Regions from separate parts of the Homo sapiens genome. Here region 2 is linked to region 1. The links are chromatin contacts, found by Hi-C or POLR2A ChIA-PET in ENCODE. All regions are on one chromosome and are shown on one strand. The core of a region is the stretch at or near the end of the contact, and the rest is flanking DNA. Distances in the headings are between cores, read along the strand shown. Region 1 holds the start of MTHFD2L (methylenetetrahydrofolate dehydrogenase (NADP+ dependent) 2 like). Region 2 holds the start of CXCL2 (C-X-C motif chemokine ligand 2).

The links. Hi-C counts contacts between places; a loop is a spot of excess contacts on that map. ChIA-PET counts read pairs that join two places held with the same protein, here RNA polymerase II (POLR2A). Pooled maps may share reads with other maps.
Region 2: a map of MCF 10A shows a loop between it and region 1 (12-fold over the local background). The contact joins the promoter of CXCL2 here to the promoter of MTHFD2L in region 1. A Hi-C loop is called at or near these places in 4 of 168 maps with a recorded cell type or tissue (MCF 10A, ascending aorta, chondrocyte and 1 more) and 14 of 50 pooled maps. POLR2A ChIA-PET finds 5 or more read pairs at or near these places in 7 of 52 experiments (A549, A673, HepG2 and 4 more).

Annotation. Positions count from the first base shown.
Region 1 is chr4:74,155,694-74,161,716 of GRCh38, reverse strand. MTHFD2L (methylenetetrahydrofolate dehydrogenase (NADP+ dependent) 2 like) reads right to left here and starts at 3,599. Exons shown (of 8, transcript NM_001144978.3): 1 at 3,436-3,599. The coding sequence starts at 3,578. RefSeq lists enhancers at 2,945-3,701, 3,702-4,460.
Region 2 is chr4:74,097,723-74,103,296 of GRCh38, reverse strand. CXCL2 (C-X-C motif chemokine ligand 2) reads left to right here and starts at 4,102. Exons shown (of 4, transcript NM_002089.4): 1 at 4,102-4,276; 2 at 4,375-4,498; 3 at 4,613-4,696; 4 at 5,526-5,574. The coding sequence starts at 4,177. The coding sequence ends at 5,541.

The DNA.
Region 1 (6,023 bases), core at 2,350-4,849:
TTGCCAAATTATTAGTAAGACCATGATTAACTAACAAGATCTAAAATTAATACTAGTCCCTCTTTTTCATGTACTGATCCATTTTAGTCAAAAATCTTGATTGTGGAGATATTAGAACACACTATCTCTGAACAGCTGGAACAAAGAAAATAAAACTTAAGATATGAGAGACCAAATGTTGAAACACTTAGTTTTTGAATTTAAAATGACATAAGAACTTCTTAGAAATCAAAATTGTAGCCAGATGGCTATTATATCTCATTTCAGTAGAACACATACAGCAGGAAGGTAGGAACACTACCCACATTATCACATTTGCCAACTAAATAGAAGATGATTTTGAGAAACTGCCTTTCCTAGTCATTAGAAGAGACAGAAATACAGAGTAAGTAGTAGAGGGAAGAGTCTGAAAAATAAAATGAACATTGTTACTGATAAAATGTGTCTTTTTAAATTATTAAACTTAACTACCCACGGTAAAAGACGTGAATACTTAAATAACACAAATAAGTATCTTTTACTAGTTCCAAAAATGTAGATTTTTTTAAAATGTGGTCTAGCTGCAAAAATTATACAGCCGATGCCAGTGCGACACAAAGAAAGGTGAAACTTCCATAAAGACCTGTAGGCAGTACACAATTTTTTTAAAAGCTAAAAGAAATAATAGTATGAAGACAAAAAAGAGAATCTACCAAATTAACGATTTGAGGATTCACTGAGCAACAGGATAAACATGGAATGCTTGGGATATCCATTTAGTTAATTAAAATAAGTAGTTCAGGTAGAATAAGCCAAAGCGGGTTTTGTGAAAGTCCCTGTGTTGCAGGATACCTGCAAATCTGCTTTGAGCATGGCATTAATGTGCAAGGTCTATAACCTTCCCACCCAAATGGGATGGGCTGCTATCAGACTCCTCACACTGAAAAGCAATGGGCACAAACTCATGTGATGCCTTTTAACCCAGGACATTTTGATTTGTAAACTCCTCAAATACCACAACAAAATGGGAAAAATTTAGTTACAAAGACTTTTTTTTTCATTTTTAACCTTTTGCCTGGATAGTTAATTCATTTCAAGAAACAATAAGCTGCAACAAGGGCTTATTTATTACTTTAACATTAATTTCCCCCAATTAATAAGACCTAAATTCTCATGCATAAACAGGAAAACAAATTCACTGCAAATTTTAAAGGAAAACTCATTGAGAGAAGAATGTTAAACGATACTTCAAAATACGGTAACTTCCAAACTCCATCAAACATTAATTATTGAAATTCTACTTAAAAAAGTTCTCCACTAAAAAGTACTGTAAATATTCCATTATTATAGGCATGTGGCCAAAATGTGAAAAAATAATCAAAGATACTTTTTCAATTAAGGCCCTACACAGCTCAGAAATGGTGATAAATCTGTTAATTTAAAACAGTCAATATCACTGGGATAAGAGTTTATCAAACTCAAAGGCAATTTTCAGTGAGAATAACACTAAGGTGTAAATTTCATGGCAAAAGAAAAGATGTCAGACTTAAACCACATTAACTATGAAGAACTAGACAACTAATGTGTCATTATATATATAAAAAAGATGACTGTGGATGGGGACAAGTGGGGAGGCAGACAGTGGCAACCTCTGGAAGATGGAATCTCTTCTCTCTGCTGGTCCTAGAAGAGAAAAGAGACACCAATAAGCATCAACACACTGTCCGAATTCCTCCCCACCCGAGACCCACCAGTCCACAGGTGTTTCTCAACCTTGGGGCCAACCTCACCTTCAGAGATGGTATTCAGTACAAAGAGGGCGTCAAAACCCCCGCCTTATCTTAACTTGCCTAGTGCCCTCTTTAAAAAATAAAAACTATCAAAATATATTACTTTTTTTATAACTATAATCTGCATCAAGTGGAACTGAAAGCAGCCGGGCTGAAATTAGTAACTCTTACAGTGCATAGGGATAATAGCTTTCCAAAACCTTTGCACTCAACTATTTTAAATTATAAAGAGGTCATTATGTGTAACTTAAAAGTTTTGAATTCTACATGAGTTGGTGTGTGTGTACAAAGCAAGGGGCTACAACCAAATTTTGGGGTTGTAACTGTTGTTTGTAATGACTTCCATTCAATGTATGCAGGTCATGGAGAAGATGGGGAGATGGAGTTGTTTACAGCAAGCTGACAGGGAAATTAATCAAGTTGTACTATTTGAAACAAGTTATCCTCACCCTGAAAAGCACCCCTAAAACAACTGAAATTCAAAAAATAATGATACAAACAAGTAATTTAGAGTGACGGCAAATAATTTCCTCAATTCTTTAAAACAAATAGAATTCTACAGAATCTGCTTTTCCTAGGTAGTAGATCTAGCTGGTAGTTCCAAACTAAGTGGAACATTCTTACCCAACCTACTACAGCTTACACAACTCTGATTCACTGTTATTTTCTCACATATCCTTGTGGAAGACCTAGTCACAAGAAATTATGTCCAAAGCAAATCCTATAGGAAGTAATTTTTAAATTCAGACACTCGAGACTAAGATCTAAATGTACACAATAGGGAGTTAACTGATTTAAATTAAATAAACAGTATCTAAGTTTCCACGTTACCAGTCATTGCTTTTCTAGGGATTGTGCTGGGCACTGGCGGATACAAAAACTCGAGTGAGACACAATTTTGGACGTAAAATGGCAATGAAAGCGCATTTCTGGAAGCCCTGAAAGTCTGAAAACAGAGGCTCTTCTGGACTCACAAGCTCTGGGTCAAGAAGATATATTTTCATCTTGTTAAGACGGATTTTGCAACTAAGACTGGTAAAGCATAAGATAGAAGAGTGCGTACCCTGTTGTATTTGCATGGTTCTTGCCAGCAACCAAGACATGTAATGAATCTAAGTCTCATCACCTGACAGAGGTTTAGGGAGGGAGAGCCATACATGAAAAGACTGAGAAATCTGGATTGATATTTGGTTTTGTGAAACCATAAATAATTTTAGAGTTGGAAAAGACTTAGACAACACTATTAACAAAGGAATTCAGAAACGCAAACATTAGTAAGTCATCTGCACAACGCCTACTCCTTTATTTACGAAACACTAAAATAACCAAAGTAAAAACAAATGTTTGACCAAGCCGACCACGTGTTTTTATACTACCTTTTCTTAGTGCCTCAAATGTCTTCCTAAATCAAGTGCACCTGCTGCAAAGATGGAACATTCTGGTGCGAGAGCCCAGAGCAGAGCACGTTTTCGTTCCCCAAGCTGAGGCAACTGCGACTCGCCCGCGCGACCGGCAAGGCCACCTCACAGACAAGGCTGTCCTCGACCCAGCCCGCCGCCGCGCGGCCGCCCACGAGCCTTGGGCCCCACGCGCGCGAGCGCCGCCCGCGCCCCCGCCGACCTCCCACCGCCAGCGGCTCCGCACCCGGCGCCCGCAGCCCTCGTACCTCACACCGCTGCTCCGAAAGCCCCGGAACGCACTCCCGGGCTCTCCCGGTGCCCTTACGGAGGGTGCTGTGCTTCTGCCCAACGCCGGCGCTCGGCCAAGGCGGCCGCGGAGCAGCGAGAAGCCGCGGACCGGCACCGTCATGGCCGCGGATCCCCGGCTTCCGGACTGGGGCTCCACCTCCCGCGACTCCAGTCCTCGCGGCTGGAGGCCTGGCTCCGCCCTCACCCGGGCTGGCAGGGCAGCAAGTAGCGCTTCCCAGCCAGGTTCCGGCAGACACGCAGAGTGGGGTAAAGAGCGGTTCCCAGGACCGGGGACGGAACTGACAGAGTGCCGGGTCCGCAGGGGGCGGGGCCAGGACCCAAGTCCCGGGCCCTCTGAGGATGTGGAAGCGTGCAGTGTGGCCTGGCGACTGGGCCCCGCACCCAGCCAACATATAGCTGGCATTCCCATAGCGACGGCACAGAGAAGGCCTCCAAACTATCACTTTAGGCAGCACGCCCCACTTTCCACCAAGCCAGAGATCCTGCCCAACAGTCTCCGTGACTACGTGGAATTGGATTTAAAGCAGGAAAGAAGTAATAGGTTCATTGTTTCCCACTTCCTTTGTGAGATTCCTTGGAAGTTGGAGAAAAGAACAAAGGTGTGTGGAGAAGGAGCAAAACCTGGCTGAACAAGGAAGGTCTGGACTTTAGGATTTCTATACTTCTACTTTATCATCTCCACTTTTGGAAGGAAATATTGACCAATATCTGTCTTTTCCTGAGTTATGATCAAGTCGATGCAGGCTAAGAACCCTGCATTGTGTGGTGAGCTTGTGTGGTGAGGAAGCAAAATATCTGCTCCCTCTGAAAAAGTAAAACATTAGACTGTCCATTCATTTTGCAAATTAAGACAGACACACAAAAAACAGTCACAGATAAAACCAGCTGGGAAGTTAACAGGAAACAACTTTTCTCCCAAGGTCAGGCTGCTGCTGTTGAGTCAGAACAACGTCTTTCATAGCTGCACTTTTACTGAGAAAACTTGTTTTTTAAAATCATAGACTGTCAGAAAATATGCTCTTTAAAATCATATCAATAAGAATGGGATACCCTACTCTTTCCTGGCTGATCTAAATCCATTTGACACAAATAAGCAGCCTAGAAGAAAATACAGGAAAAAATCTAGGTGACCTTGGGTTTGGCAATGAGACTTTAGATAAAACACTTAAATCACAATTCATAAAAGAAAAAAACAATTTAAACTTCTGCCATGCAAAAGACACTGTTAATAAAGAAACAAATCACATACTGGGAGAAAATATTCGCAAAACATTTTTACAAGACTTACACCCAAAATATACGAAGAACTCTTGAAACTCAACAATTAAAGAAAAAAGAAAAGCAACTCAGTTAAAAGTGAGCAAAAGATCTGAAAACACCCACCAAAAAAGGCATACAGAGGTCAAAAAAAATGGAAAAATATTCAATATCATTTATCATTAAGGAAATACAAATTAAAACAACAGTGAGATACCACTACACTCCCATTAGAACCGCTGAAGTCCAAAAAATTGATAATACGAAATGCTGGCAAGGATGTGTGGCAACAGGAACTCTCATTCATTGTTGGTGAATAAAAAAATGATTCAGTCACTTTGGAAGACAGTTTGGCAGATTCTTACAAAGCTAAATATCATTTAACCATGCAATCCAGCAACCATGTTCCTATGTATTTACCCAACTGATTTTAAAATATGTCTGCAATAAACCACCATATGAATGTTTATAGCATCTTTATTCATATTCTCCAGAAACCAAGATGTTCTTAAATAAGCGGTGAAATATTCATACAATGGGATATTATTCATCAGTGAAAAGGAGCAAGCTACCAAGCCATAAAAAGACGTAGATGAATCTTAAATACATACTGATAAGTGAAGGAAGGTAGTCTGAAAAGGCTACATACTGCATGATTTTTATTATATGGCATTCTATAAAAGGCAAAATTATAGAGTCAGTTAAAAGATCAGTGGTTGCCAAAGGTTAAGAAGATAGGGTGGAGGTTTGAATAGTGTGTAGCACAGAGGGTTTTTAGGACAGTGAAACTATTTTGTATGATACTGTAATGTTAGACACGTGACACTATGCATTTGTCAAAACCTACAGAACTTTACAACAGGAAGAGGGAAACAAAGTATACCATATTAAAAAATATTATTCACATTGGAAAATTATGTTTTCTGCAGTGTTATCAGAATCAAGACTCTGTTTATTCTCCACAAGACTTGCATAGAAAAATAAGATATTAAATTTTGTTTGTATGTTCTAAATACATACAAACATTTTACACATTTTATCTAGATGTGTAAAAGTGTTTTTTTTTTTTTTTAAATCACATGGAATGGCTTTTTCAGTACTAAAAAGTGGAGGGACATTTGTTTAAACAAGTATTTCAAAAAGAAATATGTACATCATCCTGAAAATTATTTGTGGTAAGGAAATATTCTTTACTCCTGTTGCATTTCTCAGACAATAAAGGGGTGAATCCATGCTACCTCATATTTTATCAACAAAGATTCTATTTACCCTTTATATTTTTGTATGA
Region 2 (5,574 bases), core at 2,853-5,352, 59 kb after region 1:
AATTACAGGTGTGAGACACCACTCCCAGCCTGCCTTCAATCATAATATCAGATTCTGATATGGTGTTGGGAGTTGCTGGGAACTTCATGGAATGAATTTGGGGGCTGACGGCACAATAAGCAGGAGATTCTCTGGGCTGCTGGGACTCTGGAGGCTACTAGTTGTCATCACTTCTACATGTCTGTTTGGTTCCTAATCAAAACTGTATTAAATATTTTAATAAATGCATTGTTTTCTGGTAGGGTTGAAAAATAATAAAATATCCTCCATAGACTTAATTAAGATTCTTTTACATGTCCTCTTCTTCTCCTGTCACTTCCTTTCTTGTCTAGAGAAAGACTGGCTATGAGCTTCTGAGTCAGACAGTCTTGGGTTTGAATTTAATTCCACTTCTAAGACCTTGTACTCCAGTTTCCTTACCTATAAAATAAGACTCATGATACCAGCCTCCCAGCATTCTTGAAATTATTAAAATGACAGTACACTGAAAAACTCAGGCACTGCATCTAATCAAGAATTGGAATCTAATAAATAAATATTACTTCCCTTCTTTTCCTTTGGCGCTTTATCTCCAGAGCACATGTTTCGATGAGTGGTGGCCACAATCCCTGAGCTAACAAGCAATCCACTAAAGAACCACAGACAAGGAAGAATGTTTCTTCCGCAGGACCACAACCCAAAGCCGGGGTGCCAGAGCCAGTAAGGAAAACTTTAGCACAATGAATATAAACCACAGTTTTCAAAAAATCACAAAAGCCCCACAGAACATGTCAATTGCAATGTTTATAATACTAGGAAGTATTCCTAGGCTCTGGTCATTGAGAGACTGCCTTAATTCTTTAGTGAAAAAAATAACAAGAAATACACATAGTATGTAACTAAGTCAATTATGTATTTCTTCATGCAGTCAGACACAACAAAGGGGTTGTACCACTGTCCACTTTGTATGCGTGGCAGCAAAACCTGAAAGCAAAGGAGTCACTAAGCATAAACAGTGTGAGGACTAACAAGTCTTATCATGAACCATGTTATCTGTCTTCTATTCTGTAATTCCAGAGCCCCATATCTCAACCTCCATCAGATCTATCTCTAAAATCAGTTGTACTTCTTTATTTATTTTCTAGTCTGTTCCTCTAGAGGAGCAAGCTATATGTTGGAGGTTATATCAGCAAAGTCTTCAAGGCAATTCACGGTAAAGCAGAGCCACACCACTCATTTTGCTGCCCAAGTAACAAGAATGTCAGTGGTCGGCATGGAGCAGCAAGCCTACATTTTGCAGGTATATTAGATTGTACTAGTCAAATCTGAAAAATACAATAAAAATTAAAGGGGAGAATGGAATTTAGGAAACTGTACTTCCATTTTAGAGATAGCATCTTTGAGTTAGTAATTGCATGGGTTTACAACTTGTGCCTGTAACAGTGGCACTCAACTCATATTAAGACAAGAAGGAATTTATTATGGTAAGTTTCATAACACTGGTACCCTTAAAAACTTCAGAAGCTTGGTCTGGGGCTGTCATAAGTTAAATCATGGAAAGTGGTATATTAAGAAAAGAAAAAGGAATTCTACTTCCCTTCCTAAAGCAAATAATTTTTAGTAAACAAATTCTAGGAATAACGTACATAATTTTACAAATGATGGGCTGATTCTTGAAATTTCTCATCTTTTTGAGGGACTGTTACTGTAGATAATAGAAATTTTACTCTTTCTATTTACTCACATCAATACTTTGGGATGAGTCTGGCAATCATTATAAGCTGATGTTTTCTATTGTTCTTTAGTTCTTTAGCACAAAATAAAGAAGTTTGGGCAGCTAGCTGTTAATGCCCAAGGCAGAGTCATTTCATAAATCTTTTCTAATAAATGGATAGGGTAGAATTTTACTCTTATTCTCATTTTATGTGGAAAGTGATTGAAACTAAAATTTCAAACAAACAATGGATCAAAAAATTATTGTAAGATCCCATAAGGATAGAAATGCACCCTCCTTTAAAATTTCTGATGCTGAAAAATTTTAAAGGTAAATTAGAAGATGTTTCTTTGAAAATATTTCTTTCTTTGTGCGTGTGTGTGTTCATAAGGCTTTATCAGAGTGCTTCTGTTTAGTTAAGTGTCTTAGTCAGTTTGAGCTGCTATAACAGAATGCCATAGGCTAGGGGGCTTAAACAACAATTATTTCACAGTTCTGGAGGCTGGGGAGTCCAAGATTAAGATCCTGGCAGATTTCATGCTTGGTGAGGGCCCTCTTCTCAGTTTGCAGATGGTGGCCTTCTTGCTGTGTCCTCACAATGCAGAAAGGGAGAGAGAGCCAGAGATCGAAAGCTCACTGATCTCTTGCTGTAATGGCACTTATCCCATCATGGGGGCCATACCTTCATAACCTCACCTAAACCTAATTACTTCCCATGGTCCTGTCTTCTAATATTAGCACATAAGGGAGTCAGGGCTTCATCATCTGAATTTGAAAGAGACACAAACATCCAGCCTATATCAGTAAGGTTGTGAAACACCACTTCTATTTTGTTATTTAACAAATATTTACATAACACTTTACATGCACTGATGGTTTACACATATTAACAATCAATACTTCTAACAACCCCGTGAGGCAGGCACTATTATAAGCTCTTCTACAGGGGAGAAACATGAGCAAATAAAGCATAAATTACCAAGGGTCATGAAGCAAGTTAGTGGTATGGCTGAAACTTCAGCCCTGACATCCTTATCAAGTGATCTCTACAGCTGCAGCATCCAGGGAACACTCTATTCCTAAGGTAGTCCCACTTCTTCATCCTCGTGCCACTCCCAGCCCTTCTCATAGCAGTGGCAGAATATCTCCATATCCCTGAAGTCTGCATCCACCAGGAAGAATTAAGACAGAGTATTGTAGGCCTACAGCTTAATTTTTAAAGAGAGGGGGTCATTGAAATTGATGATGAAAAGTCAGTAATCCAGTGAGAAGGCATCAGCTAAACAGGCTTGGAAATGCTTTATTGACATTCCTCTAGAACTAAAATTTCCTCGATAGCTGTTTCTCTAGAGGGAACCAATCCCAGGATGCTGGTAAATACATATGGCATGGAAATGCAATTATGTTAGCAATCTAGTATGTATATATCAGACATGTCTGCTTGTGCTTAGAGTAGTAAACAAGCGGAGTCTCATTCCCTGCTCCTTTTCTGGTGGTGTCTATGGCCTTTTCTGCCCAGGGACAGCACTAGAAAAGGCAGACCTCCTGAGCCCAACAGGCCCCTCGCAGCTCCCAGTGACTTCCATGGATCAAAACACAGACTTCCATACAACAAAAAATTGATGCTACTGGAATTACTAGAGTTCGAGATGTTCCAAGATTTCAAAGAGAGAAAGGATGGGGGATTGCAACACTGTTAACTAAAATAAACACTGAATTGACCCTTGGCAATGGTCTGTTCCCGCACCCAACACCTGGCTCCACTACGTTGAAACACACACACACACACACACACACACACACACACACACACACACACGTGATATTTGCTTTTAAGATCATAAAACACCAGGAAGGAGACAAAAGCTCTTATGCGTCATCTGAGATGACACATGTACTGTTAAAGCGTGCGTTTATTTCAAACATTAATGAAATTTGCAGAACCCAAACTAAAGAGAGAGGATAGATAAGACATGCTGCAGTTCTTGCCCTAACTTTCAATCCCAACAACTGAAATGTCTTCCAGAGAAGTAACTCCCCCCGGTAAGGATGTAGCGCGGTCCCTACGTGGGTCTAAGGGATCTGACCCACGACGCACTGCACTGGGTTCACGAAGCGCCTCCTCGCAGGCGGTTATCTCGGTATCTCTGAGAGCGGCGGGCTCTCGCTCCCGCTCCAGGGATTCGGGGCAGAAAGAGAACATCCCACAGTTGGCGGGAGTTACGCAAGACAGTCAGACCCGGACGTCACTCGTGAGTGCCCCGACCCCCCTCCACCCCAGAGGCGGGGCCATCGCCTTCCTTCCGAACTCGGGATCGATCTGGAGCTCCGGGAATTTCCCTGGCCCGGGACTCCGGGCTTTCCAGCCCCAACCATGCATAAAAGGGGTTCGCCGTTCTCGGAGAGCCACAGAGCCCGGGCCACAGGCAGCTCCTTGCCAGCTCTCCTCCTCGCACAGCCGCTCGAACCGCCTGCTGAGCCCCATGGCCCGCGCCACGCTCTCCGCCGCCCCCAGCAATCCCCGGCTCCTGCGGGTGGCGCTGCTGCTCCTGCTCCTGGTGGCCGCCAGCCGGCGCGCAGCAGGTGGGTCCCGGCGCCCTGGGGTCCCCGGGCCGGACGCGGCTGGGGTGGGCGCCCCGCGCCGACAGCCCCGCTCAATCAGCGAGTCTCTTCTTCCCTAGGAGCGCCCCTGGCCACTGAACTGCGCTGCCAGTGCTTGCAGACCCTGCAGGGAATTCACCTCAAGAACATCCAAAGTGTGAAGGTGAAGTCCCCCGGACCCCACTGCGCCCAAACCGAAGTCATGTAAGTCTCGCCCATCGCTGCCGCTGCCACTGCTGGGGTCCCCGACTCTCCCGCTGCCCCAAACCCTGTCCTCAGCCCGACCTCCTGTCTCACGAGATTCCCTTCTCTCTGCAGAGCCACACTCAAGAATGGGCAGAAAGCTTGTCTCAACCCCGCATCGCCCATGGTTAAGAAAATCATCGAAAAGATGCTGAAAAAGTAAGTTATAATTTCCATGTACACAGGCGACTGGAGCTGTTGGTCAGAAATACTGGCGTCTGCCCCCTAAAAAGTAAATCAGGAAAACCCAGGGTTAGCTGCAGGACTGAAAAAATTATTATTTTCACAAAGTTGCCATTAAGGTTATTAATCTGTTCTGGTGCCAGAGGATATTCCCAGTGCCCAGGGTCACCACCCAGGTTCTTCCCTCCTGCCAGTGAATGTAGGTAAAACTGCTTTCATGTAAGGTCTCATTGGAGTTTGCCAGTTGTGCTGAAGTGTTTTCCACCTGTTAAAAAACACAAGCTTCATTTCCCCTAGTTCCTACTGACTTTCAGACCTGAAAAGCAGACCCCCTGGTTTTTTGTAAAAGTTTAGGGTTGAAGTGCAGAGATTTCACAATAATATTGCACTGGGTATATAACTGGTTGCCACCACCTATTAGCCATGTCACTCAGAGACAATATTATTTAGTTTATCTGAGACTCAGCAAAACAGGGAAAATAATGGTAGCTACATCATGAGGTTGCTTTGAGGCTCAAGTGAGGCCCAGTATGACAAAGAGCAATAGGCTCTGGCTGTTTTAGCCAGTAAAACAGTGTAGACTGCCACTCCTCCACCCCACGTCACCCCCATTCCTAAAAGAGCATCCCAAGCCTAGAGGTCCTTGCCACACAGCACAGCTGTCACAGGCAGTACCCACTTGGGTGCCAGGCTGGGGAAACTGCATTCAGAAAACTCTAGAGCCTGGGGAAACAGGACAGGAGAAGACTGTTGTGCAGTCAGCTTTCCTGAGCACCTACTCAGGGCACCCATTTTCTCATTACAGTGGCAAATCCAACTGACCAGAAGGAAGGAGGAAGCTTATTGGTGGCTGT